Linked DNA regions of Homo sapiens: region 2 is linked to region 1. A link is an interaction called in ENCODE POLR2A ChIA-PET data of the cell type or tissue named here. Cell type or tissue: A673. All regions are shown on one strand. Each heading gives the region's core, and the rest is flanking DNA. Links, peaks and the distances in the headings are about the cores only. Region 1 overlaps SPRY4-AS1 (SPRY4 antisense RNA 1). Region 2 has its middle 140 kb from the start of SPRY4-AS1.

The links. ChIA-PET counts read pairs that join two places held together with the same protein. Peaks named below come from ENCODE experiments on the same cell type or tissue, not always from the same donor. Only the 100,000 strongest peaks of a DNase experiment are listed, where the experiment ranks them.
Region 2: POLR2A ChIA-PET joins it to region 1 with 6 read pairs; 6 of 35 experiments call an interaction of 5 or more read pairs at or near these places.

The regions. Positions count from the first base shown.
Region 1 is chr5:142,370,931-142,376,309 of GRCh38, reverse strand. The region is part of intron 3 of SPRY4-AS1 (SPRY4 antisense RNA 1); the gene reads right to left. Among named protein-coding and RNA genes, the nearest start is that of SPRY4-AS1, 48 kb to the right of the region's middle. In A673, for the core only: no CTCF peak of the experiment used is centred there; no DNase peak of the experiment used is centred there.
Region 2 is chr5:142,464,485-142,469,863 of GRCh38, reverse strand. No RefSeq gene overlaps it. Among named protein-coding and RNA genes, the nearest start is that of SPRY4-AS1, 140 kb to the right of the region's middle. In A673, for the core only: no CTCF peak of the experiment used is centred there; a DNase peak (open chromatin) is centred at 3,053; H3K27ac peaks cover 877 bases.

The sequences.
Region 1 (5,379 bases), core at 327-5,326:
TGAAACCTAAATCAAAACCACCAACAATGCATTTGTTAAAGTCCCAGGGACACCTAATCCCTTTGTTTTTTCTAAAGGGAATTAGACATTCGGTTCTTTGACAGGCCCTCAGTTGCCTGGACACAGCCCTGGGATGACTTTAAAAAAATATAAATAAAACACACTTGCTGTTCCCTAACACTCTCCAGAGAAGCTCGAGGGTGCCTGCGTGAGGCCTGGCCGCTCTGCTTTCTATCACGGGTGAAAAGATTTTCAATAGCAGCTAGTGTTTTCCTGGGTGGAGATTAGAGCCAGCATTTGTGTGTAAATATTATCCCAGGGCTCAATGGAGAATTAGGCTGGAAGCAGAGGCTGCAAAATCCCAGTTGCGTTGTTAAACAACAGGGGGAAGTGAGCATCTTCAGCCTTACCTGGTGCTTTCTATAGGAAGCTTCTAAGGAAAACAAACAGACATAGAAGCCGGTGCAGAGCTTGGCTGGAAACCTGTACCAGGCAGAGGAGAAGCAGGGCAAAGGGAGAAGTGCATGGTCTGGGGGTCCAGGCTGGGGTTTTGTCGCCTGTTCTGCAAGTTGGCAGCCACCTGGTTCCCTGGACCATGGCTCCTGCCATGTCATGTATGACAAGATGACCACGGACTGAGATCTCCACAGTTCTGAGATACAGGGTGACTTCCTGCTTCGTGTGAGGACCCCTTCGAATCCAATGGACCTGTGAAGGGAGGGGGGTGGCCTCTGGTTTACCAGTGGCCTCCCAGAGGTCTGAGGCAGAAATGTCAGTAATTCCCAGGATAGCCCCTGCTAAGTTCCAGAAGCCCCAAAGCCATTCATCTTCCAAACTCGTTTTTCAGGCTCACTATTTTATGGCTCAAAACCATTCATTTTTGTTCTTCCACATCTCCTACCTCACATCATTCCCAGGGACTCAGGTTGGAGTCCAAAGAGTCTCTAGAACAATGTATTCCATGGATCAGAACAAATCCCAGGGACTCCTTCTCAGATCCATAAGGGAGAGAATAACTCAGATGATGATCTCAGGAACTCAGAGGTGGGCTAAGTTTCCCCTGCTTGTTCAGTTTGCATGGGAGAATATGCAGGAAGGAAAGGAGGCCGAGACCCCGGATCTCCATCCAGTTGACTAGGGGCAGCATGTTGTACAGGAAAAGGAATTTGGAGCTGGACACGTCTGGCTTCAAGTGAAGGTATGTAAGCTCATTGTGCCTCAGTTTCCTTTTCTCTGAGAGTTTGGGGGTAGCCACCCAACACCTAGCATACCATATGTTCAGTGCGGCCCATGGGTTCTATACACCAAGGACACAGCAATAAGCAGACCAGTGCCTGCCCTCGTGGACTTTATATTCCCAGTGAGGTGGAGACTATTAATAGTGTCATGCTTCCTGCTGAGGAACCAAGGTTTATGGAGCATGTTAACATGCCAGCGAGGCCTGCAGCTCCTGAGTGGGCTCCACGGCTCGCTCTCAAATGACACTGCCCTGAACCATGAATATAAGTGATAACTAACCAGGTCCACCGTGAGGCTAACACAGCTGAAGCTTCAGGATCCCTGCTTGGATCAGCCCCTTCCAAGGTCTTGCAAAGGGCCCGGAAAGAAAAGCATCCATCGGATGGTCTTTGGTTTCTCTAACATTTGCCAGCATCAAGTCTTTTAACCACAAGTGGAAAGACCTCCATCTCTCTCCACTCCAGTCTCCCTTCTGCCCCTTCTCCCTTCCTGTTGTGTGACGTTAAGAGTGGCCACGGGCATTCAGGGATGCACGCACATGGGAGTTGAGTCGCTGGTACATTGAGTTTAGCAGATCATTAAGCTGAGTATTGCTAACCCTCCCAGGGTAGGAACAGCTCCCAGTAAAACTCCAGTAGCAAGTACCCCCCACCAAGGTCCTGACACCTCATCAGAAGTTGTATCACCATATGAACACATCCTACAGGGCCCAATCCTGAAGGATGTGGTGGGGAAGAAGGAAGGTTTAAAATGTATATAGTTAGATGCTCGCCTGTGAAAAATGCTTCCCGTTATTAGACATGAAAAATAGGTGAAGAGTCAATCAAAATGGAAGTTCTCGTCTGTCAGAAATATACTCCACTAGGCCAGGCTTGGTGGCTCACACCTGTCATCCCAGCACTTTGGGAAGCCGAGGTGGATGGAATACTTGGGGTCAGGAGTGCAAGACCAGCCTGACTCTGCCTCAATAAATAATAACAATAAAAAAGAAATACACTCTATTAACACGTGCATTTAATTGTAATGCACCTCATATTCTTTTTTTTTTTTTTTTGAGACAGACTCTCGCACCGTCGCCCAGGCTGGAGTGCAGTGGCACGATCTCGGCTCACTGCAACCTCCGCCTCCCGGGTTCACGCCATTCTCCTGCCTCAGCCTCCTGAGTAGCTGGGACTATAGGTGCCTACCACCACGCCCGGCTAATTTTTTGTATTTTTAGTAGAGACGGGGTTTCACCGTGTTAGCCAGGATGGTCTCGATCTCCTGACCTCATGATCCACCTGCCTCAGCCTCCCAAAGTGCTGGGATTACAAGCGTGAGCCACCACGCCTGGCCCACCTTAGATTCTTTTTTCATTTTTGGTGGGAATAACACAAAACTGAATTTACTAAAATTCCTCTGAGAGACACAAACACGTAGTAATACTACAGACAGTGTTTGTGTCTATGAATGTCTTTATTTTTTGCGTCTAGACTATCAATAACTAAAAGCAAATTTTGATCACCCATGCTAGAGAAAAGACTGAATTATCTTTTATTCGCTCTACAGAAAATTATTTTAGAAAATCATTATCATATGAAGAAGTGATCAAAGAGTATGAAGCTGGATAATATAGGAATAAAAAGTGCTACAGAAGTGTGTCAGGCAGTAAATTAAGAAAAAATGTCCTATTATTCTTCTGGAGTGTGTAGTGTTTGAGGTATTTGTTGGCTTTTAAAATGTGTAAACTGGCCCGGACACTTTGGGAAGCTGAGGTGGGAGGAATGCTTGAGCCCAGTAGTTTGAGACCAACCCAGGCAATATAGCAAGGTTCCATTTCTACAAAAGAAAAAAAAAAAAATTTTGTTTTTTGAGACAGTCTCTTGTCGCCCAGGCCAGAGTGCAATGGTGTAATCTCTGCTCATGGCAAACTCCGCCTCCCAGGTTCAAATGATTCTCCTGCCTCAGCCTCTCAAGTAGCTGGAATTACAGGTGTACACAACCACACCTGGCTAAGTTTTGCATTTTTAGTAGAGGCAGGGTCTCACCATGTTGGCCAGGCTCATCTTGAACTCCTGACCTCAGTTGATCTGCCTGCCTCGGCCTCCCAAAGTGCTAGAATTACAAGCATGAGCCACCGGTCCCAGCCAAAAAAAAAAAAAACTTTTAAAAAGAAAAAAAAAAGATAAAATGTGTAAATTGTTAGAGCTCTGTTTCTCACTTGAAATAAATATTCACTTACATTCCTAGTATTTTTTTTTTTTTTGAGACGGAGTCTCGCTCTGTCGCCCAGTGCAGTGGCGTCATCTCGGCTCACTGCAACCTCTGCCTCCAGGGTTCACGCCATTCTCCTGCCTCAGCCTCTCGAGTAGCTGGGACTACAGGCTCCCGCCACCAAGCCCGGCTAATTTTTTATATTTTTAGTAGAAATGGGGTTTCACTGTGTTAGCCAGGATGGTCTCGATCTCCTGACCTCATGATAAGCCCGCCTCGGCCTCCCAAAGTGCTGGGATTACAGGCTTGAGCCACCGCACCCGGCCGAGGATCTAAGTGCATCAGCCTGGGCAACACAGCGAGACTCCGTCTCAAAAAAAAAAAAAAAAAAAAAAACCTCGGATCCTCCCCTCCCCTGCAGTCATCACCTACTCAGCAGTTATGATGTGCCAGGATCTGAGAAGCCCCTCTACATGGATTATTTCATTTAATCCTCAGTCAACCCACTGAGGCAAACTGAGGCCTGGAGCATCTATTCTACACAATAAGTCTCATGCTGCATGGTTGTAGCCAGGATTCAAAATCACACAGTGCCCAGGGCAGAGCCTCACACACAGAATAGGAGCTATTATTACAATTCACTATATGACTTCTCTGAGCCCGTTTCCTTACATTTAAAGCTGAAGGGGTAGAAAGATATTTAAATAATCGTCTGCACAGAAGATATCTGAAAAGATACGCAGAGTATTGGTAATAATGGCTGCTTCCATGGAGGAAACCATGGGGGCGTGATGGTTAATTTTATGTGTCAATTTGACTGGGATAAGGGATGCCCAGATAGCTGGCAAAATACTTTCTGGGTGTGTCTGTGTTTCTAGAAAACATTAGCTTTTTTTTTTTTTTTTTTTTTTTGAGACAGGGTCTCACTCTGTCACCCAGGCCGGAATGCAGTGGTGCAATCACAGCTCATCGCAGCCTTTACTTCCCGGCCTCAACTGATCCTCCCACCTCAGCCTCCTGAGTAGCTGGGAATACAGGCATGCGCCAGCACGCCTGGCTAATTTTTGTATTTTTTGTAAAAATGAGGTTTCGCCATGTTGCCCAGGCTGGTCTCAACCTCCTGGGCTCAAGCGATTCGCCCGCCTCAGCCTCCCAAATTGCTGGGATTACAGGTGTGAGCCACTGTACTGGGGCCAACATCAGCATTTGAATCAGTAGACTGAGTAAAGATCACCCTCACTAGGGTGGACTGGCATCCTCCAATCTGTTGAGGACCTGCATGGAATAAAAACGCAGAGGACGAGTTAATTCTCTCTTCTGGAGCTGTGACATCCATCTTCTCCTGCCCTTAGACATCTGCACTCCTGGTTTTGGGGTCTTCAGACTTAGACTGGGACTTACACCATTGCTCTGTGTTCCTCCAGCCTTTGGTCTTGGAAAGGAACTCCACCACCGGCTTTCCTGATTCTCCGGCTTACAGATGGCAGAATGTGGGACTTCTCCGCTTCCATGTCATGAACCAATCCCTCATAATAAATTTCTTTCTATGCATATTTTTTTTTTTGAGACAAAGTCTCACTCTGTCACCCAGGCTAAACCACAGTGGTGTGATCTCGGCTCACTACAACCTCTGCCTCCTGGGTTCAAGCCATTCTCCTGCCTCAGCCTCCCGAGTAGCTGGGACTACAGATGTGCACCACCATGCCCGGCTAATTTTTGTAGAGATGGGATTTCACCATGTTGGCCAGGATCATCTCGAACTCTTGACCTCAGGTGATCTGCCCGTCTCAGCCTCCCAAAGTGCTGGGATTACAGGTGTGAGCCACCAAACCCAGCCTCTCTCTATATCTTATTGGTTCTGTTTCTCTGTAGAACCCTAAATAATACAGGGTAGGAGGGAGACATATCCCTCTTGTACCTTCAGATTTTTAAACAAGTTAATAATTA
Region 2 (5,379 bases), core at 177-5,176, 94 kb before region 1:
AAAATAGGCCCCATCTCTTACTCTCAGAAGCAGAGAGTGAGGAGACAGCAGGAGAGAGGTCCCTGGAGGGAACAGGAGTCCAGTGCTTAGGGGTCTGGCCACACAAAAGCAGAGTGAGAAAGGCCCCACAAGTCTGCGCATCCAAGGCCGTGGAGCCGAATGCTCCATCCACCTCCCCCAGCCTCCTCAACACAGGCGCACATTCTCACCTGCACCTGTGGGCTGTGGCAACACTTCCTCAATTCCACACCTAGAAGTGGCCAGCTGGGAAGTTAAGGTGCTGAGACGGACCTCCGACTCGTTCTCCTAGAGAACCATGTCACATAGCCGTCTATGCTTCTAAACCTCATTTTTTTGGTTTTATTTTTATCTTTTTCAGCTTTATTGAGGTGTAACTGTTAAAATTGTATATATTTAGGCTGGGCACAGTGGCTCATGCCTGTAATCCCAGCACTTTGGGAGGCCAAGGCAGGCGGATCACCTGAGGTCGGGAGTTCGAGACCAGCCTGACCAACATGGAGAAACCCTGTCTCTACTAAAGAAAATACAAAATTAGCCAGGCGTGGTGGCACATGCCTGTAATCCCAGCTATTAGGGAGGCTGAGGCAGGAGAATCACTTGAACCTGGGAGGTGGAGGTTGCGGTGAGCCGAGATCACGCCATTGCACTCCAGCCTGGGCAACAAGAGTGAACCTCTGTCTCAAAAAAAAAAAATTGTATATATTAAAATAGTATAATGTAATGATTTGATAGATGTAAATATTGTAAATTGATTACCCCAAATTAATTAACATATCCATCACCTGTTTTTTTTTTATGAGGTTTAAGGTTTACTCTCAGCACATTTCAAATATATAATACAGTATGATTAACTATAGTCATATCAGGCTGTACATCAGTGCCTCCAAATCTGTTCATCCTAGGACTGAAAGTTTGTACCCTTTGACCAACATCTCCCCATATCCTCTGCCCCCCACCCAGCCCCTGGCAAATGCTTTTCTGCTGTTTCTATGAGTTTGAAATTTTTTGTTCTGAAATATAAGTTTTTTCCTACAGGTTTGCCCAAGGGGCTAACTGAACAAAAAGAACCTGGAAGGGGCTCAGCCACGTTCCTTCCACCAGCTTCCTGATTCCATGGCGTTTTCATCAAGCAAAACCCAGGTACTCCGCGATGCTGGGCAGAAGGTGGCAAGCGTGGTGGGTAAGAACGCAGGCTTCGAGTCAGATGGCCGGGGGGGTCACACACCAGCTCTGCCACTTACTATGTGGTGACCTTGAGCAAGTTAGTAAACCTGTCAGTGTCCTCATCTATGAAACAGGCAGAGCAATAGTAGCAACCTCAGAGTTGGCTGTGAAGCTCAGATGAGACAATCCATGTAAAACACTGAGCATAGTGCCGGACACATAGTGAGCATGCAGTAAAAGCTGGCAGCCGCGATGATGATGGTGGCACTGTTATTATATTATCACTACGACTATAAGAATAATAGGCCAGGCGCGGTGGCTCACGCCTGTAATCCCAGCACTTTGGGAGGCCAAGGCTGGCAGATCACAAGGTCAGGAGATCGAGACCATCCTGGCTAACATGGCAAAACCCCATCTCTACTAAAAATACAAAAAATTAGCCAGGTGTGGTGGTGGGCACCTGTAGTCCCAGCTACTCGGGAGGCTGAGGCAGGAGGATGGCATGAACCCGGGAGGCAGAGCTTGCAGTGAGCTGAGATCACACCACTTCATTCCAGCCTGGGTGAGAGAGTGAGATTCCGTCTCAAAAAAAAAAAAAAAAGAATAGCATCAATAGCATCAATATTGACCTGCGCTGTCAGAGCTGGAAGGAATTTTAAAGATCCCCAAACCAGTGGTCCCCAACCTTTTTGGCACCAAGGGCCGGTTTTGCAAAAGACAATTTTTCCAAGGTCCAGGGGGTTGGGGGGATGGTTTTGAGATGATTCAAGTGCGTTACATTTATTGAGCACTTTATTTCTATCATTATTACATTGTAACATATTAATGAAATAATTATACAACTCACCATAATATAGAATCAACAGGAGCCCTGAGCTTGTTTTCCTGCAACTAGATGGTTCCACCTGGGGGTGATGGGAGACAGTGACAGATCATCAGGCATTAGATTCTCATAAGGAGCACAAAACCTAGATCCCTCACATGCGCAGTTCACAACAGGGTTTCGCTCTCACAAGAATCTAATGCCACCACTGAACTGACTGAGGCAGGGCACAGGTGGTAATGTTCACCTGCCCACTGCTCATTTTCTGCTGTTTGCCCGGTTCCTAACAGGGTCTGCAGCCCAGGGTTTGGGGACCCCTGCCCTAGACCGTTGCTTCTCAAACCTTACTCCAGCTTCACTCTAGATTGCCATGGCTTCTAGGGGCAATGGAGTGTCCACTTTCCTGCTTGTTCCTTTTGCTTCTCTGCAACTGCTGACCCTTGTCTACCAAGGTGCATTCAAAGTCTTTCTTCACATCACCACAGACTCTCTCACACATGGTGTGTTTGGAGCAAGGTTAATGGGCGATAGGAGCTCTTCATTGTGAAAACCACAAATAGTTAACCAAATGCCCAACTCACCTCTTTGTCTCCCCACCTCCACTGCATTATATGAATTTCTTTGAAGGGAAAACATGGATTTGCTCAGCCTTCTTCTAGTTCATTTACTCATACTCCTACCTCCAATAAATACTCTGGTAGTTGTTACCATATTTGAAGAAATGCTACAAGCAGAATTGTTAAAAATAGTAACAGAACAGCGATTTATACCTTAAACAAATCATTCCAACAGATGGGACTTAAAGCATTTATTATCCCTCTCTGGTCTGGGACTTTTCAAACACTGCATTTCCAGCCGGCCAAACTGGGAGCTATTTGATAGTACCTCTCTGACCAATTACATACTAATTAAAAGAACTTGGTGTGGGCTGGAGGGAGCAGCTTTGCATATGGACTTTAATTACTGGGCTCCAGTTTTGCCAAGAAAACACAAAGGGCTTTTTTGGCTGGAAGCTGCGGCTTAGAATGAACATATGGCTTGCGTGGGAGGGGAGGGTTGAGAGTGTAATCCTAAACAGGAAGTGGAGTATTTCCCCCCCTCCGTAATCTCCTGGAAGTAACTATGTACCAGGGTCATCCAAAATCCCTGATTCAGTGCCCGGAACAAAGGGCAGCCTGAGTGGGCAGTGAGCTGCCACTCTGGACCTGTCATTCAATCCTGGGGTCATCTCTGGATCAGGATTCTTTCTTGCCCCTCTGGCCTTTTCCTGTTGTTTTTTGGATCAGAACCTCATGTCTCTTCCCAGGTTTCACAGAGCCTGGGGTAGCCCAGTATTAATTTTTGGCTCCCCAGAATCCATTTCCCTGTCTCCTAGTTATGTCATCCCAAACTCCCCAGTGCTCAAGGCTCAGGCAGGGCTATACCTCGGGCTCCAGGGAGGAGCATGTGGCCCAGTACTGATCAATTTAATCCCTCTGGCCACAGTGTCTGATTCAAGGATGAGTGTTTGCCCTGAACCAGTACAATCAGCATGACGCTCAGGACGTGTGTGGGAGCTCACACTTGGGTAGCTATGTTTTTCTGTGCAATTTGGGGATTGAAAGGTGATGACTGGAGGTGTGGCAGTCATCTTGCTGCCATAGGAAGGAGCAGACCTGAAAATGGAGACAACCCACGGGAAGGGGGGGGAGAGAGAGAGAGACACACACACACACACGCACACACAAAAAGCACTGGAATAGCATCTGAGGTCCAGGATTAAGCTATTGCTGAATGAATCCACTCACGACCTTTCAGTATTGTAAGCCAATGAATTCCTTTTATGCTTAAGCTGGCTTCAGTTAGGTTTTCTGTCCATTTGCAACTAAAATCATCCTATCTGGTAGCAATAAGATCAGGAGGCAGAAGTTAAAACAACAACTATTCAATCTAACAGAGATCCAGCCTACCAAGAACACACTTGCTAAAGCCTCTGTGGAGCCATGGAGACCTCGGCCAGAGTCAAAGAATTATAGAGGTGGAAGAGACCTTGGAGACAACACATCCTGTTCAACCACCATTGCTGACTTTCTTTCTCTAAGTGGGTATGTACCTGGAGGTCCAGGGAGGAAGGACAGCACATAGTAAGCAAGAGGCAAATTCTTCTTCCCCTTGCTGCCTCAATGCCTTGTATGAGGCTGTTGCTCAATAAAACCTTTTTGACTAAACATTACAGACCCAGTCACCAATAACCAACCTCTCTCTCAAACATGCAGCTAGTAAACAGCATTTTTTTTTTTTTTTTTTTTTTTTTACAGCATCTCACTCTGTCACCCAGGCTGGAGCTCAGTGCTGAGATCTCAGCTCACTGCAACCTCTGCCTCCTGGGTTCTAGCAATTCTCATGCCTCAGCCTCCTGAGTAACTGGGATTACAGGCGCATGCCACCATGCCTGGCTAATTTTTGTATTTTTAGTAGAGACGGGTTTTCACTATGTTGGCCAGGCTGATCTCGAACTTCTGACCTCAGGTGATCCACCCACCTTGGCCTCCCAAAGTGCTGGGATTAAGATGTGAGCCACCACGCCGGGCCTGCTTTTCTTTTTACAAGGCATGTATCTCTTCCAATAATTCCCTGAGTGGATTACTTTCACCTCCTACAGCAGTTTGTCTCTCCTTCCGTTTCTTTGCTTGACACTACCTTCTCATTTCTTTCTATTCTCTATTTTGCCCTTTCCTTTTTTGCTCAAAACTTTTCTTTACTTCTTGATTCCACATTACCTATGGGCACTTAAGAATCTACACATTGTTGGCCGGGCACGGTGGCTCACGCCTATAATCCCAGCACTTTGGGAGGCCGAGGCGGGCAGATCACGAGGTCAGGAGATCGCAAACATCCTGACTAACATGGTGAAACCCCGTCTCTACTAAAAATACAAAAAATTAGCCGAGCGTGGTGGTGGGCGCCTGTAGTTCCAGCTACTCAGGAGGCTGAGGCAGGAGAATGGCATGAACCTGGGAGGTGGAGCTTGCAGTGAGCCGAGATTGCACCACTGCACTCCAGCCTGGGCGACAGAGCGAGACTCCATCTCAAAAAAAAAAAAGAATCTACACGTTGTTCACTTCTCCATCCTTTAACTTCTACTGAAACCCTGAATCACCTATCCGTCGTCACCCATCCTCTAACCTATCCTCACACATAGTTCGACTGCATTAAAAACAGCTATTTTTTTTTACACCCTGTCCCCAAGCAAACATGCATACACACACACACACACACCCGCTAAAATCAATTTCTCACAACTGAGTTATCAACATCTTTACGAGAGCCAAGGGATATTTCTTCCTAGAATCAGATCTCGCAGCCACCCAAGATATTTTTACATGGTTCAG